Regions from separate parts of the Homo sapiens genome. Here region 1 is linked to region 2. The links are chromatin loops, found by intact Hi-C in ENCODE. Cell type or tissue: mammary epithelial cell. All regions are shown on one strand. Links, peaks and the distances in the headings refer to the core of each region. The heading gives the core; the rest is flanking DNA. Region 1 has its middle 24 kb from the start of CD44-DT. Region 2 overlaps LOC105376626 (a long non-coding RNA gene).

Region 1 (16,284 bases), core at 5,313-7,812, 100 kb after region 2:
TAGGGCTGTAGTGATCTCAATACTTGACTAAGGGAGTGGGCACTCCCAAGCTCACTCATGTGGCTGTTGGCAGGCCTCAGGTCCTCTCTGGCTGCTGGCTGGAGATATCAGTCTGTTGCCATGTAGACCTCCCCAGAGAGCAACACACACCAGAGCAACTGGATTCTATCAGAGCAAGCAAGCAGGAGAGTCAGAGAGAGCAGCAAGTCAGAAGCCAGAGTCTTTTTGTAACTTAATCTCTGAAAGTGACATCCCTTCATTTTTGCCTTATTCTATTCATTAGAAGCAAGTCACTAGGTCCAGCCCACATTCAAGGAGAGGTAAATACACAAGGGCAAGGACACCTGAAAGCAAGGATCACTGGGAGCCACTTTAGAGGCTACCTATCACCCTAGAAATAAAAGCACAATAGCCTGCTAAAGCCTCAGCTATGCTTCTGGCAGGCAACACCCTGTGAGGTTTGGGTGCTACCCTACAGTCTGCAGTATATGGCTAACAGCCAACATGTGGTACCATCTCCTGTATCCAGAGAATGCACAAGTCTGGAAAACCAGGGGTAGAGGTAAAAGTGTCCCCTCTCACTATTTTAAGAAATGACCAACTTAAAAATTGTTGCCTCTGTTTCCTGTGTCCTTTGGTTCAATGGGTTTGAAGGACCTAATGCCCAGGGATAGAATGCTTCCTCTAGAGACCACAGCCATGGTTCTAATAAATTACAAGCTGAGCCTACTTCTGGCCATTATGAGCACCTATCCTTGAACCAATAGAAAAGAGAGTCTCTATATTACCAAGGAAGAATTTGGGTGCTGCTGCGCAATGGAAGCAAGGACTATGTTACAAATTTGGAAGATTTCAAACATAAAAGACCAGAGGTGCATTCTGGTAGTGTTGTCTTGTAATCCCGATCATTTGGAAAACTACAGCTTCCGAATTAAGAGAGTACCACCCAGGACTCATATCCTGTGGCCATGAAAGTTTGGGTCACAACAGGTAAAGGACCATATTCAACCAGGGTGCTGGCAGAAGGTATGGAGAGCATAGAATGGGTAGTAGAAGAAGGAAAGTATGGTTATAACCTTAATCCCAATGACTAGGCACAGAAACAGGGTCTGTAGAAGCCATATTTTATGTTAATTATATCTTTGCCTATGTTTCCTCCCACTACCTTCTAAGAAGAGCACAGGTGGTGATTAAAGTTTTAGATTGCAGGTGACAATGTGACTGAACTCACCCTGACATGATACAGTGTTTGAGGGACTTTATGGAGGCCAAAAGGCAAAAGAGATGGGCTAGGATGAAGAGTTACTATCTGCTCTTCCCAATCTACTCTCTGCCCTTCTCGGTCTTCCTCTGGGCCCTGGGAGACTGGTCTCTGCAGACCACATCAACGAGATGTTTTCACTTCTGGTTTCTGAGAGGAACTGGCAGGATATCAGAGGGTAGAAGGAGATATATAGGGTTATTTATTCCTCAGGTTCAGCTGCAGATTGTCAGTGATTGAGCTGCTCTGCCAAAAGTTGATTTTCTGTGTCTTAGTTTGGGTTCTTTTGAAAGCAGTGCAACTTGAGTGTTGGAGGTTGACTCAGGGAGCAGAAAGAAGAAAGAAAAGCCAATGGAGTGTTTATAAATGATCTGGTTATTGTTGTGGGCAATTGGGGTGCAGTGACTTTGGGGGCTCCCTGAGGAATTACGAGCATGTGCCCCAGAATGATTTCCACAGAGGCTGATGGGCTCCGGGCATTTATCCACTCACTTCCACCACCTACCTATTGAGTTTGCGCCTGGAGACATATATTCCACGAATTTCTCCATTGTAACTGTGCTGGCTAAGTGGCCTTCTGAACCTTTGGAAAAAGCCCCAAGGAGCACAATTAAGAAAGACCTTGAACAATCTATCTTTGCTCTTGAGGTGGGACTCAGGTAAAGTGTGTGCAACTGTCCACCCTGTGGTGCTAAAGTCAGGCGGACTGATGGTATATGTTGTGGTACATCACCAGCACCTTCTTGCCCTCTGTCAGATGCAGGACTCCTGGGTTTGCTTCTTCTCTTTGCTGTTTCAGACATAATCATAACAGATCCTGTCCTTACTAGTCCCAGGGTATTTCATTATCTCTTTTTTGCTTCCTCTAAGGAGGTCTATACTTTTGTAATAGCTCCTCTTAACTCTCTCTTCAATCATCCTTTGGATCTGTTTTGTGCTAAAACTCTGATAGATAAGACTAGTGAAATTTCAAAAGTGAACATATAATGAGCTAAAATCCAGATAGCTAGTCTAGACAAGGTCTACTGTTTCTACCCAGTATCCACATACTAGTTTCTTATTAAAATGTTCAAAGCTACACAATCAATTTTTTTGGACTCCCCAAGATGCAGAGACTTTGAGAAAGCACTTTTCATGCCAAGGAAACACTGGCTCCTTTGGGGCTAACATGTAAATTTATTATTTTTTAAATGTCTGTAATATGGTATGGCTGTGTCCCCATCCAAATCTCATCTTAAATTGTAATCCTCATAATTCCCACGTGTCAAGGGAAGCATCTAGTAGGAGGTGATTGGACCGTGGGGGTGGTTTCCCCCATGCTGCTTTTGTGATAGTGAGTGAGTTCTCACAAGATCTGATGGTTTTGTAAGTGTTTGACAGTTTCTCCTTCAAACACTCCCCCTCTCTCCTGTTGCCATGGAGGATGTGTCTGCTTCCCCTTTGACCATGATTGTAAGTTTCCTGAGGCCTCCTCAGCCATATGTAACTGTGAGTCAATTAAAACACCTTTCCTTTATAAATTACCCAGTCTCAGGTATTTCTTTATAGCAGTGTGAAAATAGAATTTTTTAAGGAAATGAAAATTATATAATGTTTACTTTCCTCAAACTAGCAAAATGGACATCTGTCATTCTGTTTCACTGCCCAGCATCTAAACCCTCTTGTTATATTTGGAGAATTTCCCACCTATGTCTCTTGGTCAGAGAGTGATATGGTTTGGCTGTGTCTTTACCCAAATCTCATCTTGAATTTAGTTTCCATAATCCCCACATGTCATGGGAGGGACCCAGTGGGAGGTAATTGAATCATGTGGCTGGTTACCCCCATGGCTCTGTTCTCATGATAGTGAGTGAGTTCTCATGAGGTCTGATGGTTTCATAAGAGGCTTTTCCCCCTTTTATTTGGCACTTCTTGCTGCTGCCATGTGAAGAAGGACGTGTTTGCTTCCCCTTCTGCCATGATTGTAAGTTTCCTGAGGCTCCCCAGCCATGTTGAACTGTGAGTCAATTAAAACTTTTTCCTTTATAAATTACCCAGTCTTGGATATGCCTTTAATAACAGTGTAAGAACAGACTGGGAAAAGTAAATTGGTACTGGGTAGTGGGGTGCTGCTGTGAAGGTACTTGAAAACATGGAAGTGGCTTTGGAACTGGGTAACAGGCAGAGGTTGGAACAGTTCAGAGGTCCCCAAAGAAGAAAGGAAAATATGGGAAAGTTTGGAACTTGTAGAGACTTAGAGGGATCATAAGACAGGAAGATGTGAGAAAGTTTGGAACTTCCTAGATACTTGTTGAATGACTTTGACCAAAATGCTGATAGTGATATGGACAATAAAGTGCAGGCTGAGTTGCTCTTAGATGGAGATGAGGAACTTATTGGGCACTGGAGTAAAGGCCACTCTTGCTATGCAGAGACTGGCAGCCTTTTGCTCCTGCCCTAGAGGTCTGTAGAAATTTGAACTTGAGAGAGATGATTTGGAGTATCTGGCAGAAGACATTTCTAAGCAGCAAAGCATTCAAGAGGAAGTAGAGCATGAAAATTTGGAAACTTCACAGCCTGATGGGATGCAATAGAAAAGAAAACCCCATTTTTCTGGGGAGAAATTTGAACTGGCTGCAGAAATTTGCATAAGTATTGAGGAGCCAAATGTTAATCACTAGGACAATGGGGAAAATACCTCCAGGGCATATCAGAGACCCACCCATCACAGGCCTGGAGGCCTGGGAGGGAAAATGATTTTGTGGATCAGGACCATGGCCCCCCTGCTCTATGTAGCCCCAGGACATGGGACCCTGTGTCCCAGCTGCTTCGACTCCAGCAGTGCCTAAAAGGAGCCAACGAACAGCTCTGGCCTTCCTTCAGAAGGCGTAAGCTCCAAGCTTTGGTGGCTTACACATGGTGATGGGCCTGTAGGTACACAGAATTCAAGAACTGAGGCTGGGGTGCCTCTGCCTAGATTTCAGAGGATGTATGGAAATGCCTCTATTTACAGAAGAGGGAGAGGATTCCAGATACCTGTTAATGTGGACAGTAGAACTCCCCTCACTAAAGGACAGAAATAAAGAAAGATTACATGATGCCATGTTTGTACAAGGTGCTCAATAAGTATTTGCTTCCACATGTCAGCTGAAACCCAATATTAGCTATATCTGCTGGAATCAGAGCTCAAAGTGTTCTTTCATTTATGGATTCAAGAAAAGCACAGAGCAGCTAATGTTTTCCAGAAACTGTGGTGCTCTGGGGCATGCAACAGCAATCATGCAGAATGTATAGTCCCCCATGGGCTGAGCTTGCAGTTGGTGGGGAGTACCTACAAGTAACTGGCTCTTAAAATGCTGTGTGGTAAGTCCTTTGATGTGGGGGTAGAGGTGAGAAAGGCACTGACCCAATCTTTGGAAGAAATGATATACTGGTTATAATTGTGCTTGTCTATAATAGTAAACTCTACTCACCCCCTACCCCCTGAATGTCCCCCACAAAATAGTGACCTTAACAATGAGAGATTATATGCTTCCAGAAGTAGGTGATCCATGCTTATATGGCAGCTCAAAAATGCCATCAGGGCCTTTGCTCGGTCATCCTTAGCATATGGTTCTTGTCCTCATAGTGGCAAGATGGCTCCTAAAGTTCCAGGAATCAATTCTACATTCCAGGCAGGAACAAGAGGAAGAACAAATGGCAAAACACTAGATGAACCTGTCAGAGGTTTTCCAGAATCTCAACCTAATGTTTTATTTCTTTGGCTACACCTGTGTCCCATGGCTGCTCTGGATCCAAGGGTGCTGAGAAATAAAGCTTTTGGCTCTAAACTTTGACAACTCAGACAAAACTGGATTTCTGTTAATCAGGAAGGCAAAATGGCTACTGCAGAAGCAATTATAATTCTTTGCCTCATGGGTCAGAACAGAAGGAAGAAGTGAGCACTGAGTTCCTAGGCACCTTGCTTTTGTCCGCTGGGGTCCCTTTTGCCACTCTGGACCAAGTCTCACTCTGGCCTTGTAGGTGATCACAAGGCTGGAACAGGGAAGGGGGACTTGATGAAACCTGAAGATGACTTCCTCCCACCCCTGCCGTTTCACGCAGAATCACCTCCAAACATGCTAGGAAGGCATGCTCTGCACTGGCATGCAACAGTGACCCCGACAAAGCAGCCCCCACCTCCAGAGAAGTCACATTTAGTGAAGATAACTAACCAACCATTCTCAGTTAAGACATTTTGATATTTTTTTCATATCATATTCATTCCTCCAAGCCAACAGTAGGGAAAGTAAGTGTCTCATTATACAGATAAGGAACTGGAAGCCCAGAGAGAGTTGAAACTTGTGTAGTTCACACTACTGGTCAAGACTGGAATAGGATTTGCTTCCCACTTCAGTGCTTTCTCCTCTCCAGAATCCTTTCTGCTCCCCAACCCCTACCCCAAGCCTCACTCTGGTGAGAGAAAGAACTGGAAGAGAAGGTGCTGTGGTCCCAGGCATTACAGCAACTGAACATATTCTGAACCAGGAGGCCTGATTAGTAGCCACTGCTCTGTTCTCATCATATTCTTGCAAGAGGAAGTGGTGGTGGTTTTCCCCGCAATCAGGAAGGAATTCCATCATTCATCTGCTAAGGCAGCACCTCCCTGAAATAATCTCTTCTCCCAGTCAGGCCTAGCTGGCTCCTTTCCCTCTGCAGCAGGATTGGGAAGGTTGGCCTTATTATGGTCCCTCCTTGCTCTTGATTCCTGTGGGGCCTTCTTGACTGCCAGTAGCACATTGGCTTGGTTCAGGGTGGAGTTGCTCTGAACTACTTTAGGAAGGAGAGGCCCTGGCCTTGTCCCTGGCACTTTCCCTTTCCCTTCATTCCCTCCCAGCTGTGGCATTCACAGAGTTTCCCTCCTCCAGCCCAGTCCTGGGCAGCAATAGCCTTCATGTTAGATGCCAAAAGGAGCATTCATCCTTCCCCCATGGGCTGGCACTGGGGCACTAAGCTTGGGCACCAAGGCGGGGCCTCATGGAGGCTCATGGAGGGGGCTGTGTGAATGGGGTGTGCTGTGTCATGCCTTTCCGCCACTGTTTCTGCTCCTACCTGCCTCCAAGGCCTGCATATGACTCAGGAGTCAGTTCAAGTTTATCTCCCTTGGCAGATCTTCCCTGCTCCCTGCCCACTCCACCACCACATCCTCTCCAGAGCTGGAAGATCCCTTCCCACATCCCACAGGTCTCAGAGCACTTAACCCCTGGTTCCAGTGGACACATCTGTTTCTGTCTTTCACCTCCCTCCTTTTGACTGTGAGATCCTTGCATTCTCACAGTGCCTTGGCACTTAGTAAACCCTCAGTACATATTGGGTGAATCCAGGATGCGCCCTGGTGCAGAACACTACAGGAGCATGTAGAGAAAGCTTTTATCACATTCCTGAGGTACCTTAAGGTGAGGTACCTGTAGAGAGGGACAGAAATCCTAATAGCACATTTTTGTTGAGTATTTGATAGTTGCCAAGCACTAGTATGGCTTTTTGCATACTTTGCGTATTTGCTCACTAAGTCTTCACCACAACCCTACAAGGTAGGCGCTGTCTCCACTTTGCCCATGAGAAAACAGAGGCTAAGAAAGGTTAAGTAACTTGCTCAAGATCCCACAGTAGGACAAGATAGAGGGATTTCGACCTCACAGCTCAAGCTCTTAACCCTCTGCCATGCATGTTGTGTCCTTAGTACCACCTCCCCGCCCTCCCAGCCACACAGGAGCTTGTAGCACAGGCGAGACATTCTCAAGTGGATCAATTAGACGAAAAAGCAAGACAGAGCCTGCCCCAACACTTAACACTCAATTATTGCCCAAATGCTAATGTACAGAAGAAATAATGAGGACTGGACTGGAGGGAGAGCCAGAAACGGCTTCCACAGAAAGGTGTGCCTCATCCAGCCTGAGAGACATGGAGGAGCAGGACCAGCAGGTGATGGGGGCGGGGGGCGGGGGGCGGAGGGGGGTGAGCAACCCGTTTCAGGTTTCTTCCAAAAAGACGTGTGCAGGAGGCTAGCTGAACTTAGCCACAGTTTCAGAGATGCATAGAAATGAAACTACTGGAAGCATTTGGCTTCAGTTAAACTTGGGGCCGAGCAGAGCCAAGACCAGCACACCTGGCTGAGGAGCATGGGCTGTCTGATGGCCATCTCACCAAGATGGTATGGGAGCAGTGACTGGGAGGAGACCCAAAGCCAAGGTGGGAAGGTGTCACCAGCTTCCTGACCACATAAGGAGAAAGGTAGCTCCTGTTTATCCATCAAATATTTAACTAAGAACAGGTCTTAATAAGACATTGCTTTGGTTTTGGGAGGAGGGCAGATTTGTTTGTTTGTTTGTTTTTCTCTTACCCCTGGAGAGTGAAGAAATAGAACCCATGCAAGCAGGACTTGCTGCAAAAATGTCGCCTCTCCATTCAGATGCTGCCACACTGTCGGAAATGCCACCATTAGTAAGGGATTTGAAAACTTGATCCTTCTTCATTCAAGATGAAAAAAGTTTACATAGCTATAGACCTTGACAGGTCACTAAAAAGTGTTCAGACTCCTGAAAAATGTATGAAGAATCCTCAAAACATTAAAAATAGAGTGGCCACAAGATTCAGCATCCCACCACTGCGTATATATCAAAAAATATGAAATCAGTCAGAGCTATCTGCACTCCCATGTTCATTGCGGCAGTATTCACAATAGCCAAGGTTTGGAATCAACCTGAGTATCCATGGAGACTCGTGGATGGGTTTTTAAAGTATGGTACATATACATAATGAAATACACAGCAGCCTTAAAAAAGAAGAAAATCTTTTCATTTGAAACAGCATGGATTAACCTAGATGACATTATATTAAGTGAAATAAACCAGGCTACAGAAAGACAAATGCCATATGACCTCACTCAACGTCTAATCTAAGAAAAGTGTTGAACTCATAGAAATACAAAATGAAATGGGGTTACCAGAGACTGGGGGCTGGGAGGATTGGGGAAATATTGGTCTAAGGACATGAAGTTTCAGTGAGACAACATGAATAAGTTGAAGAGATCTATTTTACAATACGGTGACTATAGTTAATAGCAATATATTGTATATTTGAAAGCTGCTGAGAGAGTAGATTTTAAGCGTTCTCACCACAAAAAGTAAGTGTGTGAGACAAAGCCTATGTTAAACAGCTTGACTTAGCCATTCCACAATGTATACAAACACCAAAACATCATGCTGTAATCATAAAGTTTACTTGTCAATTAAAAAAATAAATTTAAAAAGGGTTCCAATTCCTTATATCTGTTGAATCCTGCAGTAGGTCTATGAAGTATGCTGGGCTCTAGAATGTAGTTGTTTAAGCACCCAAGTGATGAAGCCAGACTGAGTTTGAATCCCATCTCTGACTAGCTATGAAACCCGGGGCCACCCACATAACCTCCCTGCGCCTTAGTTTTCTTTGCCCATAAGTGGGGTGATGATAGTACTTACCTCAGAGAGCTGCTATGATTAAATAAACTACTGATGTAAGTGATTGGAACAATGTCTAGCATGCAGCAAGTGATATGTAAACATTAGCAATTATCATTATCCTATTTTATAGGTGAGGTAAACTGAGGCTCAGAGAGGTGAAGTGACTTACTCCAGGTCACACCACCAGTTGATGGCAGAATGAAGATCTAACCTCTGCAATTTGGTCTTCCAACTTGAAGCCTGATGATCACAATGAGGAAGGCTCTCCCTCTTCTTCCACCCTCTCAAAGCAGTGATAATCATTGTGAAGACCCTTTCTTTTAAATATGACAAAAAAAAAAGTGCCTGGCAGAGAGGACTTAAAAAGCAGATGATGAGGCCCCAAGGAGAAGGGATAGCAATGCTTATTAACATTCTGCTCTCTGCTGGACTATTAGATGATGGGTTGGAAAACCTTTTTCTGTAAATGGCCAAACAGTAAATATTTTAGTCTTTGCGGGCCACCTGGTCTCTGTCAAAACCACTCAATTCTGCCATCGTAGTTCACAAACAACCATGAGCAATACGTAAATCAATGGGCATGACTATGTCCCAGTAACACTTTATTATGGATTCTGAAATTTGAATTAGGTAGAATTATATTTCATGTATGGTGAAATATTTCTCTTCTCTTGATTCTTTCCAGCCATTTAAAAATGAAAAAGCAATTCTGTGCTTGAGGGGCATACAAAAGCAAACAGCAAGACAGATACCAGGGGGCTGTAGTTGGCTGACCCCTGATGCAGAGGCTGAGATTAACTTAATTCTACCAGCACTGCTGAGACTCATTTTATGCATGAGTAAACTGAGGCTCAGGGGCTTCCATCACCAGCTTACAAGGCAGATTAGTGAGGAGCAGAGCTAGGATTCAGTTCCTCTTTCCATCTCCTCTGTGATGCTCTTGGACCTAGTTGTTCCTTCTGTGTTTGTCACCACTGTGTGACAAGGTTGCAAGACCCTCTGTTATAGGACGAGGGAAACCGTCCTAATGGACATGCCCCTTCAGTGTGTGATGACGGCATTTGCCATACTCAAGCCTTTTAGGGAAGCAACGTCAATCAGCTGATGTTCAGGACATGTTGCTTCAGGAAATAGCAGATCCCAGCCACACCATGGGGCAGGTGCTTCGTACTCATTTGGTACGTGGCATAGGGCAATGGTTCTGTCATTGCCCCAGCTCTGTGGTACTGGTGACAAGACTCTTGATTCTCTGGCTTGTAGTCAGAAAGAAGTTTGGGAGGTTCCCACATGGCAGATCACCTTCGTGGGATAACACAGAAAGGTGCATTGGTCTCAAGGGCTTTGGATCATACTGGACAAGCAGCAGCAAAATGAGAGAGGTGCATGCCTGAAAGATAAAACTGGGCTAGGAGGTTTCCTGAAGGGTGCGGCCTGGGACTGGGAGATTTCCTGAGGGCCAACTAGGCTTTATCTCCCTCTTCTTCACATCCCGCATCTCAGACCTCAGACTTGGCTTCTGCCCCCACCTGCCAGACACACTCTCAGCTGAGCCAGCTGTAAGACTGGGGTCCGGCATCCAGCCTTTCCTCCTTGGTGCACATTGAAGACCCAGGAGTGCCCCGCACTGGAGCTGCTGTTCCCAGACTGCAGCAAAACCACAGCTGCAGCTGCCTGACTGCAGGTCTGAGCTTGTTTAGGCTTCACCGGAAAGAAAAATGCTCCCGCCTTATGCAATGGGTGCAGTCTGTCCTGGGAGCTGTGGCAAGCCAAGCCTGTCTGAGTGAGGGTGACTGGGGACCCTGGCACTTGCCTACTTACTTTATATCCTTTTAAAATTGTTGTTTCAGAAATAAACACTCTCAAAGTAGAAAATTTAGAAAATATGCATGACAAAAGAAAAAATGAAAATGACCCGTAATCCTGCTTCCTAAGAGTAACTGTTTTTCTTCTCTTTCCAGTCTTTTTTTCTATGCATGTGTGCTCCCTATCCAAATGGGATCATAGGATAAATGCTGCTTGGGGAATTTGTTTCTTTTTTATTTAACACTGTAGGGTGAACATCTTTCCATGCCAAAGCAAACTTTTCTTTGCCGTTATTTTTGCCTATCATCTGCTTTTGGCAAGTCCTCTTCCAAAGGTGTGTGGAACTTGGAGAGGATTTCTGTGTATTGGGGTCCTAGGCTCCAACTGGATCACCGGATCCAGTCCTTTTTAGGATCACCGGATCCAGCCCTTTTTAGGTAGGAGTGCGGGGGCAGCTCTGTGGCTTTGAGTAATAAAAAAAGCCCTAGGCTCATTGTTTGCACAAGTGTTCCTGCCCCAGCCCTGCTCTGACTCATGGTGCATCTTAAACTTGTCCCTTCATCCCTCTGGGCCTCAGTTTCTTTATCTATAAAATGGGACGGTCGGATTGAGGGCTTTGCTAGCTCTAATGTCCATGACTAAGCACTTGTATACTGAGGCAGATTCCAGAAGCCTCTGGGAGCATTGGCTGCTGAGAGGAAGTTATCTCTTCCCAGCCAGTAAGCTGGCATCTGGCTCAAGGCTAACCAAGGAGCTAGGCATCTTGGTCTGGAAGATCTGAAACCTCTCTGGGGTAGCCAGCACCCTATGCTATGGTTCCCAGGGCTTCACAGATCACTGGGTTCTCCCCACCTTCCTGTTCCCTGCCTCTGGGAAAGGGAAGCAGCCGTCCTGTGCCAGCACTGAGCTCACAACTCCACTGCTTCTTGGTCATGGTATTAACAGCTGGAACCTGCAGCAGCCAATAGCTACTGGTCACTCTCTGAAATGCAAACCAGGTGACTAGGCAGAGAGTGACATCTCAGGCAGTGCCAGGGCCAGTGCCTGGGAGGCTGGGCAGGTGGTAGAGCTGGGGCTTCTGGGAGCTGCAAAGGGCCTAGGAAAAGGGCGTTGGGTGGGCAGGCTTTCCTCACCTCTGTTTTCCCTTCCTCCTGTGATCCAGGAATAGCAGCTGGCTTTTCTTAATCTGATGTGAAGAGTCCTGCCAAGAAACTAGAAGGCTGAGGCAGCTGCTGTGTGAAGGTTTTGAGGGATCGGAGCATCATGAAGTATAAACAGCAGAATCTTTTTTTCTGGCACTTGGGCTGTTTGTCTTCTATACTCTTTTATAGAAATTACAACAACAGCAAGAACAATAATAGCAATACAGCTACCATGTAATAAGTTTTGCCATCTTCTAGGCAATGAGCCCAATGCTTTACTTGCTTCATCTTATTTGAGATGAGCTGTTTGTTGGTATTATCTTTATTTTACAGCTGGGGAAATAAAAGTTCCAAGAGGTTAAGCTATTTGCCTAAGGCTCCCTAGCAATGAGTTGCTAGGCTACGATTTGGACTCAGAACATCTGTTCTTAAGCTTGGCCTCTTATCCACCTGGCCTTTCCATCTCCTCAAAGCTTCATGCTCCAGTTGGGCAGGAACCTCCCACTGTAGTTTCAGTTTTTCCTTATATGCAGAGATTCCCAGAGGCTTAGAAATTCTATCAGTTCCAGGCATCTAGGTGCTAGGTCCCATGCTCATCAACAGTGTACCCAAAATGTGTAAGCTTTGGTCTTCAAGTGCTGGAAGTTTAATATTTCATTGATGAGATGAGTGATACAGATCTTGAGTTTCCAGGGGGCATTTATATTTTTCATGGCATCATGGAGTGTGTGTTTTGAGCCATGCCTTCTGCAATGTGAATCCCACATCTGCCACTTACCTGTGACTCTGGGCAAGTCTCTTATCCTCTCTGTGCCTCAGAATCCTCCTCTCTTAAACAGGGGGAATGTTGTATACTTTATAGAGATGACTCTTAAGGATTAAAGAGAAGGTATATAAAGTACTGTCACTTAGCAGGTGCTTCATGAATGTTAGCTCTTGTTATAAAGACTAAGAGAATGGTACCCTGGGTCAGATGCTTGAGTTTTATTCTAACTTAACTACTTAGCAGTTGTGTGACTTTGGATAACTCACTTCTATCACTCTGTGCCTCAGTTAATAGGATTGTCATAAGGAGTAAATGTGTATCTTCTATGTATATAAGTATACAAATGCACACACATATTTCAGAGCAACACATGTTTACTAAGTATCTATTATGTCCCTGGCACATACCAACTGTTCTGGGTTTTACTTTTCATTATTATTCCTCTACTATCAGCACAATTTTATATTTATTACCATGACTACTAGTCATGCATCTGATTTATGGATTCGAAACCACCTCGCTCTCTCCTCTAGATGACCATATTTGTATTCATGGCATTGCACATTTAAGTCATCAAAACTTGTAACTTTGGAATTATTTATAATTTTCCTTTCCCCCTCCACAATCACCCTGTCAGTACTGTCTGGGACTGTTTCTTCCATCAAAACCGTCCTTTCCATTCCCACTGGCATCATATACCTCATCAGTCATTTAGAGATGGTGTGAGTGAGTGTTGCAGCTTCTTCCCTGGGAGCCACTTTTGATGAGAAGAAGCCAGGAAGGGAGGGGCACATGGTTCTTCCACATCCACTCCCCTGTGGTTGGTCATTTCCCATCAAGATAGCCAAAGAATTATTCTTTGAACTCAATTCTGTTTACTTCTCTCCTGAAAAACAATCAATGCCCCCCTACCCATGCCTTTTATTTTTCACACAGATTCTTGAGTCTGGGTTTCAAGGCTTTCCACAGTCTGGCCTAAGCTTTTTACAGGAATCACCATGGATGATGCCTGACCTTGCATTTTGCTCATGCAGTTTGTTTGTACCATTCAAGGTAGGTCTCTAGTCAGTAATGGGTTCAGGAATGGGCAGTCCTAAGCTACTTCGTGTCAATGGGATCTGAGGAGAAGTTTGCTTGGGGCTTCTGGGAAATATATACTACTTTTTTTTCCCTCTCTGCTTTTCAATGCAAACACCTTTTGCCCCAGGTGCAGCTGACAGCCAGCTTGCAACCACAAGGATGGCCACCATGAAGTCAAAGGAGAACTGAGAGAAGAACCAAGAAACAGACCAGGAACCCTGACCGAACTGCTCTGAAAAGCCCCTGCTTCTGGACTCCATTGTGTAAAATACATTTCCCCGTTGCCTAAGCCTGGTCAAGACATACTTTTGTTACTTGCAGCTAAAAGAATCCCAGCGGATATATTCATCTTTCCAGCTTTATCTCCAGCCATACAGGATAACTTGCTTCTCTTGAAATTTCCCCTCACAGTCCTACCTTGGTGCCTTCTCTCATTCTTGTCTTCACCTGGAATGCTCTCCCCAAACTATATTGTTAAGGTCTTATACACTCTTCAAAGTCCAGATTCAAAGGCACCAACTTATCCTCATTCAGAAGGACTCTCTGCCCTCCTGAGTCTCCAAGATGCTTTGTGTACACCTGATGGCACCAAAACATCCACTCTACAGCACGCTCATCTGCCTCCTTCACGGGATGGCATATTCCAGGGAGGCTGCTTCTCTTTATAATTTTGAATCCCCTAGTCTGGAACAAAGTGTGCTTAGGAGATATTTGTTGCATTAAGATGTGAAATTCAATACAAATGATAACCAAAAGTCAAATGATGGTAACAAAAGCAATCAGTGTTAAGTAAGGCAGAAAGGGATGGGATCTCTCTGGGCTGGAGCAGTGAGGGTGGGAACTGTGGCTCATGTCTTGTAATCCCAGCACTTCGAGAGGCTGAGGTCGAAGGATTGCTTGAGCCCAGGAGTTTGACAGCAGGCTAGGCAACACAGCAAGACCCTGCCTCTACAAAAAATTAAAAAATTAGCTAGGTATGGTAGCACGCAACTGTAGTCCCAGCTACTCGGGAGGCTGAAGTGGAAGAGTTGCTTGGGGCCAAAAGTGTGAGGCTGTACTCCACCCTGGGTAACAGAGTGAGACTCTATCAAAAAGAAAAAAAAAAAGAAGAAGAAGAAGGAGAAAGAAAAGAAGTAAAGAAGAAATAAGTGCTACTTATGTCTTGGGATGTGCCCCAACTAATAGGTAGAATTTGGATATGTTGGCTTGGGGGGAATTCCTCCATGGAGAGGACTAAGCTGATGCAGGGATCTGTTTCTCATTCCTCTACTCATTGTAGTATGTTTGAGGGTTTCTTTGTAATTGTTGGGAAATGTGGTCTCTGTAATAAAATTATGGTGGGTGGAAGAGGAGAAAAGTTGGTTTTGTCCAAGTGGAAATGAGTTCTTCATTTTTTCTATGATTATAAAATGAATAAACACAAGTGGCAGTTGGGGATGGGCTGGGAGCATTTCAAGATGGTTTTTATAAGCCCAACAAAGTATAGCTGTGAGACAGAGGGGATGTTGAACTCATCACCATGTTCCTCCAGGTATCCAGACATTCCCTCTGTTTCAGGGGCTTAAGTGTTCAGGCTGTTATAAAGAGGGTTGTCCATCCATATAAGGTACTATGGCAGACACATTATGTGTTCTTATTATCTCATCTTCTTCATGATCACACGAGAAGACTACAAGTGCTGCCATGTGACTGGGTCTTGCCAGTGGAATATAGGTGGTAATAATGTACAACTCCACTTCCAAGCCTAGCCCCTAAAATGGCCCATGCAATCTTTCATGGTCTCTCTCTCATTGTCTGGTTGAATCTACAAGTTCCAGTGGAAGACTCTGAGGAGGACTTAAGCAAGGCAAACCCACCAGATGAAGGAAGCCTGAATCCCAGAGTCTCACTGCTTGGAGGAAAACTGCTCTAGAGAGCTGCTTGACCAAGAACACCTGCATTGAACCTCGTGTGAGAAAGAAATAAAGTTCTACTACTACATTAACACCTAAAATGTTGAGTCTGTTTGTTAGCTAGCCTACCCTGATTAATATGGATGTCAAAGAGATGGCTTAGCAAAATCTGAGGGCATGGGTAAATGGCAGTCCTATCAAGATGATCAGCACATGACAGGTAGGAGGCTTTTACCTGATGGTCATGAGAAGGAGAGGTAATACAGACCCTCAGTACTGGAAAGATTCAGTGTTTTCTCCACTGGCAAGGGATGTTTTGCTTTAAACTTCCTAATGTTGGCTGCAAATGGCACCTGCTGGGCAGAGGCTGGGCAGTCTCTGGACACTGATTCCAGTGCTGTTCATGGGGTCCTGCCTGCTCCTATTATTTGACAGCCCTTCTTTTAAGCCCTGTGGACTTCCTCTTTGATAATGCTCCTCTGATTTTCCTCCTTCCTCTACCTTTAATTTTGAGAGATATTGCCAAACCACTATCCACAAAAGAAAGCACATTTAAAGTGCCATTATCTGTTTGTGGGGTGGATATGAATGCCTATTTCCCAACTTACTATCCAGGACTGCATGCATGTTATCAAACTTTTAAATTTTTATTTCATTACAAAGAAATTATTGTGGTAAAAACATTACACAAAATTTACCATCTTAAGCATTTTAAGCGTACAATTCTGTAGTGTTAGGTGTGTTCACATTGTTGTACAACCAATCTCCAGAAGTTTTTCATCTTGCAAAACTTCAACTCTATGTGCATTAAACAACAATGCCTCATCTCCTCCTCCCCCAGCCCCTGGCAACCACCATTCTACTTTCTGTTCCGATTAATTTG
Region 2 (16,284 bases), core at 7,493-9,992:
ACCTGAGGCTGGGAAATAAAATGTAATCTTATAATTGGGAATAATACCAGATGATAGGATAGCTTAGTAAGGTATAGCAGTCTATATTAGAACTGTTTTGTGGGTAGAAATCTATCTAAGCTAGAGATATTATTTTGAAAATACTGTCACTGTTTTAAGTAAATTACCTGATTTGCTGGGTGAGACATTTACTAAAATGTAAAGCAAAAGTAAAATGTTGAAATATATTATGCATTCAACAGTTGTGAATATCTGCTGTGCATAGCTAACAGCCTTTACCCTCAATCAATTTAAACTATAGGTAAGTGATATTTACATGCCCAAACATAATTCAGCAGATTCTATAATCAAAGCATGTGCATAGTTGAGAAGATGGCTTCATTGACTAGGTGACATTTGAACCAGCTTTTTGCATTACTGAGTATAACCCACCCCACTTTTTGTCTGGTTTCCCTAATTTCAGTAATCAAATATTTAACACCCAAATACATAAATTCATCAGTTCATTTTTCCAGGACCTTGGCTCAATACCTGTGTGTACATATCACAACAATAACTAATTCCCACAAAGCCTAGAAACTTTTAGTTGGAAGGAAAATTACTCATATGGCATGTTAGTTGTACAGAGAAAGTTTTATTTACACCCTACTATTCGCAAAGAAAATATTCTTTGTTAAGTCATCCGTCCTAAAGAAAGATGAGGAATAGACACTTACCGTTGTCTAATCAAAATGTATTTTAATTCTTCAACTCTCCTACCTCTTCCCTGGCCCCTGCTTTTTTTGAAGGTGTCCTGTGTGTGCAAATGCATCTTTACATATCTTGACGCTCATTGTTTTGTTCTCAAGGGGATCATCTGTTAAATTTATTTTCAGAGAATCATAAGCATCTTTGGACTCTCGAGCTAACTTGCAAAACTATAGGAGTGAGTGAAAATCAAATATTATTTTTAACATTCAGTATTTTTAATGCTAAAAATCAAGTTAATATGCTCTTTATTAGTTCAAAATGAATGTTTGAGGTGTGGAAGCCAACTTACTCACCTGCTAGTACCATGTAGCTCTTCATGAATTGCATAGCTCCCACAGTTAAGTAGATTTTATTACTTACTAAATACCTTATGTTATTTGTGGGCATTTCATTTTGACACCAAATTGTCTATTATTGGTAAATTAATAAGAAAGTATTCTGCCTTAACCTGTTAAATACTAGTTAGAATGTCATGATGAGTTTCAGGTATTCTCTTTATACTTTCAATGTTTGATACAACTTTAGAAGAATGAGAATGGACACTTTTGTCGATGTACCTATTTTGAGAGCAAACGCTAATCCCGCCTTTAAAAATGTGCAATTTTAGCCATTTTTACTGGAGAATGCTGGAAGTCATTATTCCTATGAACTGAGAATACGGGAGACTATGACTTGGACAAAATGGAAACTCAAGATTCAGTGGGGTACAGGGCTTTTGTGTGTTTGTTTTTGTTTTCTCATTTCGCAAATGAGTCCTTGCAACTTTGGAAAATATTGAGAGTAATAGCTTCATAAAGTTTTTTTTTTTTTTTTTTTTTTTTGAGATGGAGTCTCCCTCTGTTGCCCAGGCTGGAGTGCAGTGGCACGATCTCGGCTCACTGCAACCTCCGTTTTCCAGCTTAAGCGATTCTTCTGCCTCAGCCTCCCGAGTAGCTGGTACTACAGGCATGTGCCAATTTTTATTTTTAGTAGAAACAGGGTTTCACCATATTGACCAGGCTGGTCTCAAACTCCTTACCTCGTGATCTGCCCACCTTGGCCTCCCAAAGTGCTGGGATTACAGGCGTGAGCCACCGCGCCCAGGCTTTTTAAATTTTTTTCTTTTTTTTTTTTTTTTTTTGAGACAGGGTCTCTCTCTGTTGCCTAGGCTGGAGTGCAGTGACGTGATCATAGCTCCACTGCAGCCTCCAACTCCTGGGCTTAGGAGATTCTCCCACCTCAGCCTCCTGATAGCTGGGACTACAAGTGCGTACCATCACGCCTGGCAAGTTTTTAAAATTTTTTGTAGAGATGAGGTCTTGCTATGTTGCCCAGGCTGGTCTCGAACTCCTGACCTCAAGCAATCCTCCTGCCTTGGCCTCCCAAAGTGCTGGGATTACAGGCATGAGCCACCATGACCAGCTGTAAAAAGTCTTAAAAATGGAAAAACTGGTAAACATAGATTAATAAGTATTTTACTTGGGAAATTATAGGACTTTTTCTAGGTAGATATTTTTATAGTTATCTAATTACTTGGTTCTCATTAAGTAGATAAAGACCTTTTCTTCAAATTATACATATGTTGACCATGAAAATATAATATACTAATAGCTAACTTACTGTATTCCAGACATTGTTTTGAATACTTTATACATATTATTAACTCATTAAGTCTTCACCAAAACCCAATAAGATAGGTTGTGTTATCAGTATTTCACAGAAAGGTATTAGTATTATCAATATTTCACAGAAGGTTCATTAAGTAACTTAAATCTGAGATTACACAGCTAATAAGTAGCAGTGACCGTATTTCAAGGCAGGCAGCCTGGCCCCAGAGCCTCACAAGTCTCCTTTCTAAAAACATCTATTTCTTAGGAAATTTTGGAGTTCAGCACATTAAAAAGATTTTTATAAGTTGGGTAATAGTTCTCTTTTGATATAGTGAACACAGCCTGTTGAACTTCTCGGGAGCATCTTCTACAGGGGTTGCACATGCCATAGAAATAAGTCTGTGGCTAAAACCACAGTAATTTGACATTTGGTTTCCTTTAGATTTTAATATTAATGTATAGTGTATTCCTTCAACCTTCTGATTCATGAAGGGGTGGTAGCTGGTGTGAATTAATTAAGAGTCAAACAGGAAAATAATACCTCAGTGTTCTTATTTAAAGGGCATGTTATTGGGTGATGACCAAAGAGTTCTTTAGTTTTGGTCTGGGATGACAAGTTACAGAGGAGGAAAAGTAATAAATTTTTAAAAAGAAAATGTAATAAATGTCTTTGTGGTTGAAAGTACATGTTCTTTCTATGCAGTTAGCAGAGCTTGGGAGGTAGAAGTACCTCCTTGGTTTTCCCCAGATTATTTTGCAAGTTTAAAGTATGTCACTTGTTCCCTCATCCTTACTATCACCAACACAATTATTTTGTACAGTATTAACACAAGGCTCACACCTTGTAAGGATGACAGGCTGATTGGATTTCTCACTCTTCCCTGCTCCAACCCTTTCAATGAGTCAGTCTGACCCCCACCAAATGCATTCCTTTTTTAAGGGACTGGGGGAATCTTGCTGGAGTGTTCTGTGCCTAGCTGTCAAAAACATACTCGATTAAGTAAAAGCACTATTTGTCAAGACTAGCCCATAACATTATGCTTTTTTGTAAAATGTTCTGAGGCCAGTTTCCCTTTTATGGTGGGTGGATATGTGAACATTTTATGCTCGTAGCATTGACTCATTTCTTATTTGGAGACCAGATAAGTCATCTTGTATATTTATTTTTTATGATACGGTAAATAAGACATTCAAAAGCAACTAACCTGAAGCCTCCTTTTAAAAATATCCCCCAGTTGTGTTTTTTCATAAATGAAAAATTGCACTCCCTTTAATTGGGGAATGACTTTTTACCTAAGGTTTCTACCTTATGATACTCAGATAACAGATATTTGGTGGACTTTTGCTTTTTTCAAGAGAAAAATTATTAAGGAGAACATGCAGGGGGGAATAAGACTAACAACATGGAAAATACTCATGGTATGTTTCATGAAAAATATAGAACATAAATTTCGTGGAAGTATGTAGAAAAATTGAATAGGTACGTGCACAGGAGCTCAAGAATAATATGGTCAGTCAGTCATCTGATTTGATGAGAGACAGAGCTGGCCATTTAAAAAGAAAATGTAAAGTTTCACTGCATTTTTTTTTCCTGCACTGAAGGACACTCCTTAGTGGTTAGTGTTGATTATTAGCATTGGCCTAAAGACCAAACAACACCATTGAGTAACAGGATTTTTCAAGATTCCATGTATTTGTCTGGTATTTGGGTTTTATTTCACTTTACAAAGATTTTCTTTTTTGTTGTTCTTGTTGTTTTATTATACTTTAAGTTCTGGGATACACGTGCAGAACGTTCAGGTTTGTTACATATGTATACACTTGCCATGTTGGTTTGCCACACCCATCAACCTGTCATCTACATTAGGTATTTCTCCTAATGCTATCCCTCCCCTAGCCCCCCACCCCCCAACAGGCCCTGGTGTGTGATGTTCCCCTCCCTGCGTTCATGTGTTCTCATTGTTCAACTCCCACTTATGAGTGAGAACATGCCGTATTTGGTTTTCTGTTCCTGTGTTAGTTTGCTGAGAATGCTGGTTTCCAGCTTCATCCAAGTCCCTGCAAAGGACATGAACTCATCCTTTTTTGTGGCTGCAAAGTATTCCATGGTGTATATGTGCCACATTTTCTTTATCCAGTCTATTATTGATGGGCATTTGGGTTGGTTCCAAGTCTACAAAGATGTTTTCAAATACAAGTATTGATGATTTTAAAGTAATTGTACGCAAAGCTGTGATGTTCATGTGTACTCCATTTGGTGGAAGGCAGAAATGCTCACTGATCTTTTGTTATGTACCCCCAAACATGTACGAGATCCGACCAGGAAGCAAGAGAAACTGCTTTTGTTCCCTGCTTCTCCCCCATTGCCCCCAAGGAGCCATCTGATGTGGACTCATTAAAAGGGAGAATATTTATTAGGCTACAGTGCCAAGTCTGCCATCTGTTATTATTGCTCTCAGCTTTTCCACATGGCAGGTGTGGTCACATCAGCCTCAAGCCATTCCTACTTGAGAGGCAGCCTTCTTAGGAAGGGCTGGATTAGGCAGATTAAATTATCTGCCTTAGATCTTAGGGAATATTTCTTTTCCTTTTGATTTAATTGTACAAAGGTTTCTATTCTTTGTTTTCTTCTTGACAGGAGAATGGTAAACTAAAGGGCTGAGATAAGGGTGTGAACCTATGGGATAGAAGCCCAGGAGGCTGTTTAACCTGTTTCTGTTCTTGGCTTAAGCAGTGGTGTGCCGGTAAATGTTTAACAACCAGCTCTTTGGAGAAGAAATGCATATGGATATATAACCAATTATAAGTCTGTTATAAATTTTACTGATTTACAAGGAGTAAAATATATGACTTACTAAGAACTATAGAACATACAATACTCCTTATTGTATGTTATCACGGAATGCTTTACCTGATTTTATAGAACGCTTTTATTTGCAGCCAAACTATGATTGCAGTTGATGAATAAGTAGGTTACTGACCTAAATGTTGGTTGACATTTTCCTTTACACAAAAGAATAAGATAAAAGTTAAAACAACAGTGACACAGAAGTTTACATGTTTGTCCATGAAGAGAGTACTTTCTCTACTGAATCAGATAATTTTCAAATACTGGAATATTTTCTCAAATTTTGTGCTATTCATAGTGTACCAACTACAAACATGACATTTTTAAGTTTAATCTGCATTATTTACATTTTTCTCTATTATTTTCTTAAGTCTAGAGACAATCCACAATAAATCAATCCCTGATTTGTAGTATTTGCTGATTTCGGTGGTATAAATGCTCTGATTTCAAGCTTCCAATGTAATGTTACTGAGTGTAGAATTAGGAAGAGATGCATAGCTCTCCATTATTACATAGTATTTCCACCATTAAAGATACAATAGAGGTAAAAACCTCAAGAACATAGATAATAGTAAATGAATAGGAAGTGGTGAGCTTTGGGTATTTATTATCTTTGCTTCCGGTATAATTTATTGAATCCTAAGCTTATATAATTTAGCTTTCAGTAATAGCTGTGTTTAATAATCAGCTTGCAAAGTTCTTAAAAGTTTAACAATCAGCTCTCACGAGCTGGTACAAGCCAGCTTCAGCACACCACTGGCCTTAGGCATTCCAATGGCAGTGGTGGTGGGGGTCGGGGGAGACATACGCCAATATGCCATGCTTTTTAAAATATGAAACCCAGGGCCCCACTCCTGGAAATGAGTCTAAGGTGAGACATCAGGGTTTGAGGTCGGAGCTCCATTAACAACCTCTCTTTGCCAGGTCTTGTTCTCTGCTCATCTCCTTTGGGACCTCATGGGGTAGAGGGTGGAATGGGGGTTTGAGGTGGGAAAGAGTTCATGTGCTCTAGATCCTGGGGCTCAGCCACTTTTTTCACTACTGCTAACTTGGGGTACTGGCCCAGCCCCCTTGACATCCTGCGGATATCTTGCTATCCTACGGAAGTGGAAATCAACCCAATTTCTCAGTTCCTAACCAGAAATTAGACTCCTAGAGACCACTGAGAAAGCAGAACTGAATATGAAAGGCTGTGGGCTAGTTAGTTGGGACCATGAAATCTTTTGCTGGGGCTGGCTGCTGACTCATGGGGGAACTTTTCTGTCTCAGTAGCCCACATGCTCAAATATCGTTGTTAAGTAAAGCTTAAGGGCAAAGCGTGATGGCCTCTTGTGTTGGTGTAAAGCTTACTCAACAAATGAAAAAGAATGGTGGCCTCCATCATTTTTTGAAATTAGTCCATGAAAACCTGAACTTAGAACACATGAAATAAGGAATGATGTTATTTTTTAAAAGGGCTTTTGCTTTACAAAAAGACTCACAGTTACTTAGAAAATGCCCCTCAGGTAATTTTAAATGGTGCTTACAAAATCCTCATTTATATATATATATATATTTGCAGAAATACATATATTACATTAAACCTATATTCATTGAACAGTACCCAGAGTCTCTTGCATTATCACTGTAAAACGGAAATGTGACCCTAATTGAGGGGACCTGAGGAGATTGCATACTAGCATAAGGGTATGTTCAGGACAGTAAACACAAGAACTTCTTTTCTTCTCTTTTGCTAGGCTGAGAGTCAACTGTGGGCATCGTGACTGAGCAAGTAATTTTGAAACTATTTGGTAGTCTCTGTAACACCTCCTGGACAATAAAGTCACTAATGAAAATTGAGGTGTCTTAGCTTGAGTGAAAGTGTTAAAGCTTTTTCAAATGCCTGAAAAAACCATCATAAAACATACATGTGAGGGAAAAGACAGTGGGTTGTCATGGAACAGGAAAGCCATGAAATCAGATAAAGCAAAAGTACCATGCACTTAGAAAATTCTGTTATTATTTATTAGTTAAATTGGCCCAGAATTCCTTGTGGAAAAATTAAAAGGCTAATGTCCACAGGAAAAGAAAAAAAAAAAGAATTGTTCAGGGATTATTAGGAATCCAGTTGTTTTCCTGAGCAGTTTCCAAATCCTGCAGATACAAACAATAATAAGAGATGATTAGGGCATTACTTGAGCTTTTTTTTTTTTTTTAAAGAGTAAAGACATTTCCACTTGAAAGCTTCCATAAGTTCTGTGAATGCATGATTTCAAAGACAGAATGTCTAACTTGATTTCACAGACTCTTCTTGGCCATGGTAAACAGGTTAGAAACAGGCATGTGATTTGTTTTATTAATTTGCCACTGCCTCATATCTGCGCTTAGACAATTTGTACCTTTGTATTTTAGTGTCTCCAACTTGGAAATGTGTAATATTCTGTACAGTAACGTTTTCATGGAATACAGGGAACCAGTGGATCTTTTGACTTCTTGTACCATGTCTCCCACCTCTTCCCCTACTCCCTGTACTTGACATGTCACATGTGGGGTCTGCTGACCTGTGTCTCTGCCTCTGCACTTACTGTTGTCCCATCTCCAACTGCCATTTACACTTCCCTGTACCATCTGGATCCCTCATTTTATGACCCTAGGCAAAGAGATCCTGTTCCAGGAAGGCTTCTAGGATGATTAGTACCCTTTCACCTTCTGCAGACCAGAATATGCAACAAGCACAGCGATCTTGGAGAGCTTGGAGAAGGTCATGGCTCTAAGTGTCCTGGAGAGGTAGACTGGCTTCAGGAATTGGTGATAAGCCTGAACTAGTTTTCCGGTGCTCTGTGTGCTATTGCTGGGGCCAAGAAGCAATATTAGATGAAGCAAACGGGGACACAGAATCTTACTTTTAGGAAAGTAGCATGAATTTTGTCCTTTCATACATGATACAATGCTATATTACGATTCCTCGCTGTAGCTCGGAATTGGTAGCTCCTCTACTTTAAGGTAAAGCTAAAATTTCTTAGCCCGAGGAACAAAATCCTTCATGATCTGGCCATGACTCTTTAATTATGTCCTTTGCTGTATCCACATCAACCCATCCATTGTTTGGACTCCCCCAAAATGACAGCTACTTGTATTTTAAGGTTCAGGTCAAGCATAACCTCTTCTTGGCTCTTGGATGGGTTTTGTTTGAGACAGAGTCTCCCTCTGTTGCCCAGACTGGAGTGCATGGCATGATCTTGGCTCGGTGCAACCTCCACCTCCCGGGGGGTTCAAGCGATTCTCCTGCCTCAGCCTCCCGAGTAGCTGAGACTGCAGGCGTACGCCAACATAACTGGCTAATTTTTTGGTATTTTTAGTAGAGATGGGTTTTCACCATGTTAGCCAGGCTGGTCTTGAACTCCTGACCTCAGGCAATCCGCCCACCTCAGCCTCCCAAAGTGCTGGGATTACAGGCATGAGCTACTGTGCCCAGCCTTGGATGAGTTTTTCTGGATTCTTCCAGGTTGGGTCAAGCAATCCTCTGCATACCTGTAATGCCTTGCTCACCTTTCTTGGAGTACTTCCTGCTTTGTTTAATCATGACCTTAATTATCACATTCACCATATTGTGAGCTTCCTGAGAACAGATCATGTTTCTTCTTCTCAGTATCTCCAGCACCCAGTACAGTGCCCAGCACGTGGTAATTCCTGAACTAGTGTTTGAATGGTATCGGCGGCATTTTTTGGAAATTAAAGTTAATGAGTAAGAAGGGCAGGGTAAGAGATTATCTTGGAGCTCCACTCCTAAAAGAAATCAGAATGTTAACACTGTTGAGCAACCCGTGGAGGAGAAGAGAGAAAGGCAATAAAATCTGCCCCCTGCCTGGGATTGCTGAATGCTGGCAATCTGACCACTTGTGACTCAGGTATTCCTAGGAATATAAAGCACTGTGAAAAAGAAAATTAAAGGGCAAGCGGACACCCAGGAAGAACTTGAATAAAAAATTACCATTAAACAAACACTAAGGGAGAGTTGTCTTCAGTAAGAAATAATGCCCTAAGAATGTGTTAGGGTTCAGAACAAATAAATCTAGATAAAGAAGAGATTGTATTAAAAGCAACCTGTTTTGTGAAGCTGAAATTAGGAAGGATGATTCATAGCCCTCCTGGGTTACAAAGTACAGTAGGTAAATCAATGGCATAGCAGCAAAGAATCTATAGCTTATTATGTGCTTTTGGCTCAAGGGAAAGAAAGGTATTTCATTCAGTACTATAGCATGTGCCCCACAAAGCCGTTTGGTTGATAGAATCAAAGAAAGTATCAATATATGGAATTCCTTCCAAGTTGCAATGGTACATATCAGTGACCTCTAGCAGCCTGAAGCTGTGTCCACCAGCACTGTTATGTTGGTTTCCCCCAAAAGGTCATGGTAACTTGCGGATATGCTGGTTTGCATAAGGACAGCTGCAACTAGAGTTATATGATATTGTTCCCAGCTCAGCCCCACCCTGTGCCAAGAGGATTAATGATGGAAAAAACCCGAAGGGTAAAGAACTAACTGACACTTGGTCATGTTTCTATGAAACTATGGTAAATAAGCATTGAAAAGAGGCACCATTTGGGACCCTGGGCCCTAGAGCAATGAGCTCAGAATCTAGATAGTATTCCAAGTTCTCATCACTACCTGTCTGTAGTAGACTAACAAGAAACTTTCCTGATTTTCTTGTTTGGTTTCGGGGTTCTTATGGGCCCATTTAAAAAAAATAAGCATGTTGTCCTTTCCTCTGCAAAGATCTCACTCAGCTAGGGTCAGACTCAGTGAAAGGCACTTGCTTCTGCAGAGGCTCATGCTGGAGATCAGAAAAGGGCAGTCAGGACCTCCAAGTGGCTGTGTTTTGAAGACCCTTGAAGTCAGTTTATTTCTCCAAACTAGTCAAGAGTCACTCTCTGGGGCTGGGCATGGTGGCTCACACCTGTAATCCCAGCACTTTGGGAGCCAAGGTGGGAGTTCGAGACCAGCCTAGGCAACATAGCGAGACTCTGCCTCAACCAAAAATAAATAAATAGATAATTAATAAATAAGTCACTCTCTGCCCGGCCTCTTGTATTCCCTCCTCCAGTATCATTTGACATACTTCCTACCCCAAACTGCCTCAATACACTGACAGGTCAGTAGGTGGCCAAGAGATCCCAAACTGATCGTTTTATCTTGGAATGACTCTGGGCTTTACTGTCAGAATCCTCCTAATTTACACCATTGCCATAAAAGTGCTTGTGATTTTCCTATGGTAATGTTGTGCACTAAATAATGCCAAGGGAATCCAACAGGTAACAGTGAGGACACTCTGGCCCCTGTCCTGATTTTCGGTATATACCATTGATTTGCAGATTAACTGTGATTCTCACACTCCCTCTGTAACCTTCTAAGCATGCAAACGTCAAGGAAGCTTAGTCCTCAGATCTGCCCATTATCCTGCATATGGTGGTTAAAAATACAAACCCCAGCCTTAAAACTACTGGATAATGGGTCAAGTTACTCAACCTCTCTCTATTTCTTCTTTTCTCATCTAAAATATAGGGGTAATAATTATAATACCTACCTCATATGGTTATTGAAGGATTAAATGAGTTAATACACATCAAGTGCTTAAGTGTTAGATAATATTATTTTTTAAGCCCCTTTGGCGTGCACACATTCTCAGATTGTCAACTTTGCAGTTGCAAAGCGTAGAACATATACCTGAAAGAGACATGACTGATTGGCTAACCAGCTTCTTATTTCTAAAGAGGAGAAAACTAAAGTCCAGAGAAAAGACGGGTCTTTTCCCAAAATTAAATGGCTATTAGGGATAGTGTGTGAGCTAGCATGCAGGCTCCCTGCCATCTGAGGCAACTCTTCAGCATTCCATGGTTATTGGGCAATGAGAAGATCAGATTTCTATAGAGTAAATAACCATTTCCTAGATTAAATAATCTTACTCGCTTAGGTTTTTGGGATGGGCATATAGTGGAGGACTTCATAGCTTAAGAATATACTGCCAATTCTGAGTGTGTGAATTCAGAAAGAAATATAAGGATTTCAGAGGGCAAAATGATAAGTAGCCGATGGCCAGAGTTCCCACACTTCGAGGGCCATGGACTTTTGCTTTGGCAGTAACAGATGGCTGGATAGTGACCAAGGGATGCTGCCTAGGAAGAGCAGGTAATGGGTTTGCCAGCTGGAGCTGAAAACATTAAAAGACCAGTGGTTCGAGTGGGCACGGTGGCTCACACCTATAGTCCCAGCTGAGGCAAGTGGATCGCTTGAGCCCAGGAGTTCAAGATCAGCTTGGGCAACATGGCAAAAACCTGTCTCTACAAAAAAAAAAAAAAAAAAAAAAAGATTAGCCGGGCATGGTGGTGAATGCCTGTAGTCCCCACTACTCAGGAGGCTGAGGTGAGAGAGTTGTTTGAACCTGAGAGGTCAAAAGTGCAGTGAGCCTAAATGGCATCACTGCACTCCATCCTGGGCAACAGAGTGAGAACTTGTCTCAAAAAAAAATAAATAAAAATTAAAAAAAAATTAGAATTAAAAAGCACCCTTTAGAATAAGACAGTCTATAGGCCCAAGTTTTCAGTGGAGCCAGGGTCATGCTATCAACCTTGCTGGTTAGGTAGTCTCCTAGAGCCAGGGACACGGAGGCACCCCCAGGAAGGAGAGTTCCTTTCTAAAGCTGCAGAGCACATTAATTCCTTTATTTTTGCTGCATTGAGATAGTCTCTTCATTCCCCTGAAGGTTGACCATACCTCTTACTGTTTATCTCTGAGTTCTCAGGCAGTTCTCTGGCAGTTCTCAGGAACTGGCAGATTTTGTTGGTTAATGTATTGTTTAGACCTCACCATGCCCCAGCAGGTTGAGAAGTAAATGGTGTTTTCTTCTAGGATTAGACCTGCTGACATTTTGAAATAGCCTAGGGCTGCTGGAAAGAGGTACCCAGGAGTTCTCTCCCTTTGAGGACAGGACCACTACCAGTTGACCTGTCTCCCCCTTTCCTTCAAACTAGGATGTTGGCAGCAGAAGATGAGGCTTGGTATGAAAATGAACAGCTTGTGAAAGCGTAACAGGATGTGAGTAAATTAAAGAATTGGGGTTTTTCCCTTTGGTTTTTTAGGTAGAGGGGAGCCTACCTACAATGAAAAGTTAAATAAAAAGTACCCACATGAATGAAGGCAGGGGCAAGTCCAAAGCCAAGATACCGTTTCACTCTAAGTAAACCCACTGAGGGAATCCCCTCCCTTAAAAAGGAAAAAAAAAAAAAAAAAAAAAAAAAAAAGGAAAGAAAACTGGTTGGGCTTGGTGGCTCATGCCTGTAATCCCAGCACTCTGGAAGGCCAAGGCAGGTAGATCGCTTGAGGTCAGGAGTTCGAGACCAGTCTGGCCAACATGGTGAAACCCCGTGTCTACTAAAAATACAAACGATTAGCTGGGCGTGGTGGCATGCGGCTGTAATCCCAGCTACTCAGGAGGCTGAGGCAGGAGAATCACTTAAACCTGGAAGGCAGAGGTTGCTGTGAGCCGAGATCATGCCACCATACCCCAGCCTGGGTGACGGAGTGAGATTCTGTCTCAAAAAAATAAAAATTAAAAATTTTTTTTAAAAAGAAAACAAATTATTAGAAACTATGACCTTCATCATCTTTTCTGTGCCTATTCTCCACTGACTTCTGGTGGCGGGGGGGGTCTTGGAATTTCATCCAGGAGAATATGTCCTTGGGTTACATGGTTGCAGAAACAAATGACTTGGTACTTGATAGTCTTTATAGAAAGAGAAATCAAAGTGCTGCAGTTAACACTGGCCAAGGCACTTGAATGCAAAGCAAAAGTGACAAAAGGGACTGAGGTTGCAGTACGGGAAGTACACTACTGTGTCAGTAGTTAAAGGTGGTGGCCTTGATTTCTCAGAGGGAGAGGAATCAGCTTTGAAGATGCCTGTCACAGACACTAGAAAATCCAACCATCTAGGGCATTGTGTCTGCTGACTCTGTGCTGAGGGATAGAGCTAGAACCCAAATTCCAGGTCCCTGTGTGTTGAAAACAGTCAATCAGCATTCTGACCCTGCCCTGATTACTTTGAATTCAGTGGCCTGGAAAGCCCCATTGATTTCACTGTCTGATTTCTGGAAGTCAATTGAAAGAGAAACATAGCAGCAAGAACCTAAAAGAAAATACAAAAGTTAGCACCTTCTAAGAATAACTTACTGGTCCCAAGTTGGTGTCTATACCTAGTCAGCACCATTAAGAGTCATCCCCGTGGTTGGGGGAAGGTATACCTACAAGGTATTGTCTACATGGGGATTTATAACTTTTACTCTTTAAGGTTTGCCTGCTTGCCAGAGATGTTGCTTCGTTTACTGTTGTTGCTTTCAAAACAGTTGCCTTTTATTTTCCTCTTGCCATGGAAACTGAAATAAATAAAGAGAAGCATGGTTTTTGAATGTTCTCCAGCTTTAGATGCATTGAAGTTTTCAAGATCAGTCAATAAGCATTTTTCTGCCCAATTACCTGTGAGAAGATGTATCTATTGGGAATAAAGAATGGGGGGCGGGGGGTATTGGAAAGGCTGATCAATAAGGCTGGGCTTCATGTCAAACATGTCAATGTATGCTTAGGCCAGTTTCAAATGTTTGGTGGCATTTTGTTCACAAAAGGATAGAGTGTGTGCATCATATTTGTTTTTTTTGTTTTTTCACAAAATTGAGTTAAATCCAGTGCTTTTGTTATTGGCTATTCTTCATGTAGCTTTCTTTAGGGTGGTTGTTTACAAAGACTTCGGCATGGTTTCACAGAGACTCATTCCAGTGGAATCCAGTTAGATGGTCCTAATGCTTTCGTTCCAGCTATGACATGTGTTTTGATTCACAGTATGCTTGGATGGACTGTGTGGATGCTTCATTCCTATGGAAGACATAATTCAGAACAGAAAACTTGTAACAGCAGCATCTTGCCTGCAAAATTATTTAAGAAAAAAAAAAAAAAGACTTTCTGGTTAATACCAAAATCTTTAACTGTCCTTTAGATAGGTACTGTTTCAAGTAATTAACCCACTGTGATTCTCAACAATGGGTCCATAATAGCCTTACCTGAACATTAACTCCTCCTATTTGCCCCCATTACTCCCAGAGATTCCAGTATTTTTTTAGTGGGGCTTTGGTGGTGGTGTGCGTGTATGTATGTATGTGTATATGTTATGTATACACATGCACATATGTGCCTTGGGTGTATGTAACTATGTATGTATATACACACATATTTTTAAACATAAATTTTTATAATATTCATTTTAAACAAAAGTATACAGATATATAATCTTAAGCACCACAGGTGAGTTTGAAGTCCAGCCATTGTTGGGAACCATGGAATCAAACACAATTTTTTAAAAGCACTTTGCTTTCATGACAAATAATACACTTAAGGATAGGAAGAGAAGGAGATGCTCACAGATACAAAGACGTTAAAAAAAAAATGCCCATGTTCATGAAGGGGCTTGCTTACAACCAATTGCTCTCTTATTTCACGGGCTCTTTTGATTTTACATAAAGTTCAGTGCTATAAAACTCTGTAAAATTTCATTATGTTTTTAAAGTCAGAGGCAGGGAAAAAGTCACCTCCAGGTGTTTAGAAAACTAAAAAAGACTGCCATTTCACTGGGCTAAGTTTGAAGCCCCGCAGATGCAAGTGCCTTGTATTCATGAGTCCACAAATAAGGAGGTGTTAATGATCAAGGTAGTGGTTGAGTGGATCCTGGTAAATACAGCTTCAATTGGAGATGGACTCAAGCAGTTCAGCATATACAGCAGACACACAAGCTGATGATAACCACTTACTATGTGCTAGGTACTGTTCTGATGCTTTGCTTACATCACCTCATGACATCTCGACAACAAGGTAGGTATTATTATCCCTGCTTTATCAATGAGAATTTCAGTCACAGACCCTTGACCACATTTGCTCAGCTAGTAGGCAGGGACTGGAACTCAAATCCGTGTGACTTCAAAGCCACGCAGCAACCACCACACCAGTCATATGCTCTGCCCTGTGGATTGGGCCATATTGAAACAATAAAGACCATCGAGCTGATGGATTTCGAACCACTTCAGAGAAATATGTAAAAGGCTTACATGCAAAAATATGTTCAGAAGACAAGCCAAAAGGCCAAGTATTCTTGTAAATGTGGCAGTGATGACTGAAGACTTTATTAAAAATATATTAAGCATGTAGATAGAGAGTGAACTGCTCATAAATCTAGGTGGTTTTGTTTACTTCTATTTTTCTGTATGTTTGAGATATTTCATTGCTGATTATTTTTGGGCAACGGGACATGGAAGAAAGTTGATAAGCTCTTCTGAATTATGACTTATTCAGGTAGTTTTGCATAAACCAGAGGGCAGATAATTGCTGATATGACCTCAACAAAGAGATAAGGTGGAGAAAGGAATGTTTGCTAATTATCTACAAAGGAAAGAGAAAGGTGAGAAATAATAAGTTACCTGATTCTCTGTGTTCTGTGCTTACTTGTTCCTCCAAAGCATTCTCCCCAGCATGTCTCTTCCAGCTTAATAACTGAAAACACTTAGTCAACAACAATACACTCTAGTGGAAAAGAGATCCTGTTAGTTTTCTAGACGATGCCTGTTGTGGGTATATTGTTTCCAAAATTATATTAGTGCTCATGAGCTGGAATCGCTGCACTTTACACACTCAAAATTATGAGACCATTTGTCCCCGGTGGTAGCTCAGTTTTTGGAGTGAACCTCAAAAGCAATCCTTGGCTAACAGAAGATTCTTCCAGATTCTAGCAATGTTTGTTCAAAGTGGGGCATAGCTGGCCAGGTGTAGTGGCTCACACCTGTAATCTCAGCACTTTGGGAGGCTGAAGCAGGCAGATCACCTGAGGTTAAGAGTTCAAGACCAGCCTGGCCAACATGGTGAAACCCTGTCTCTAGTAAAAATACAAAAAATTAGCTAGGCGTGGTGGCACACGCCTGTAATCACAGCTACTTGGGAGGCTGAGGCATGAGAATTGCTTGAACCCAGGAGGTGGAGGTTGCAGTGGGCCGAGATTGCACCACTTCACTCCAGCCTGGGTGACGGAGT

Evidence for each region. A loop is a pair of places that touch in the nucleus more often than their neighbours do. Peaks named below come from ENCODE experiments on the same cell type or tissue, not always from the same donor. Only the 100,000 strongest peaks of a DNase experiment are listed, where the experiment ranks them.
Region 1: it touches region 2 in a loop (6-fold over the local background); 6 of 110 quality-filtered maps call a loop at or near these places.

What each region holds. Positions count from the first base shown.
Region 1 is chr11:35,105,417-35,121,700 of GRCh38, forward strand. No RefSeq gene overlaps it. Among named protein-coding and RNA genes, the nearest start is that of CD44-DT, 24 kb to the right of the region's middle. RefSeq lists an enhancer at 10,605-11,804. In mammary epithelial cell, for the core only: no CTCF peak of the experiment used is centred there; DNase peaks (open chromatin) are centred at 5,865 and 6,415; H3K4me3 peaks cover 303 bases; H3K27ac peaks cover 2,500 bases.
Region 2 is chr11:35,000,534-35,016,817 of GRCh38, forward strand. LOC105376626 (a long non-coding RNA gene) reads right to left here. Exons shown (of 4, transcript XR_001748180.2): 4 at 7,170-16,284. Among named protein-coding and RNA genes, the nearest start is that of MIR1343, 67 kb to the left of the region's middle. RefSeq lists an enhancer at 13,359-13,408. In mammary epithelial cell, for the core only: a CTCF peak has its summit at 9,019; a DNase peak (open chromatin) is centred at 8,938; H3K27ac peaks cover 2,076 bases.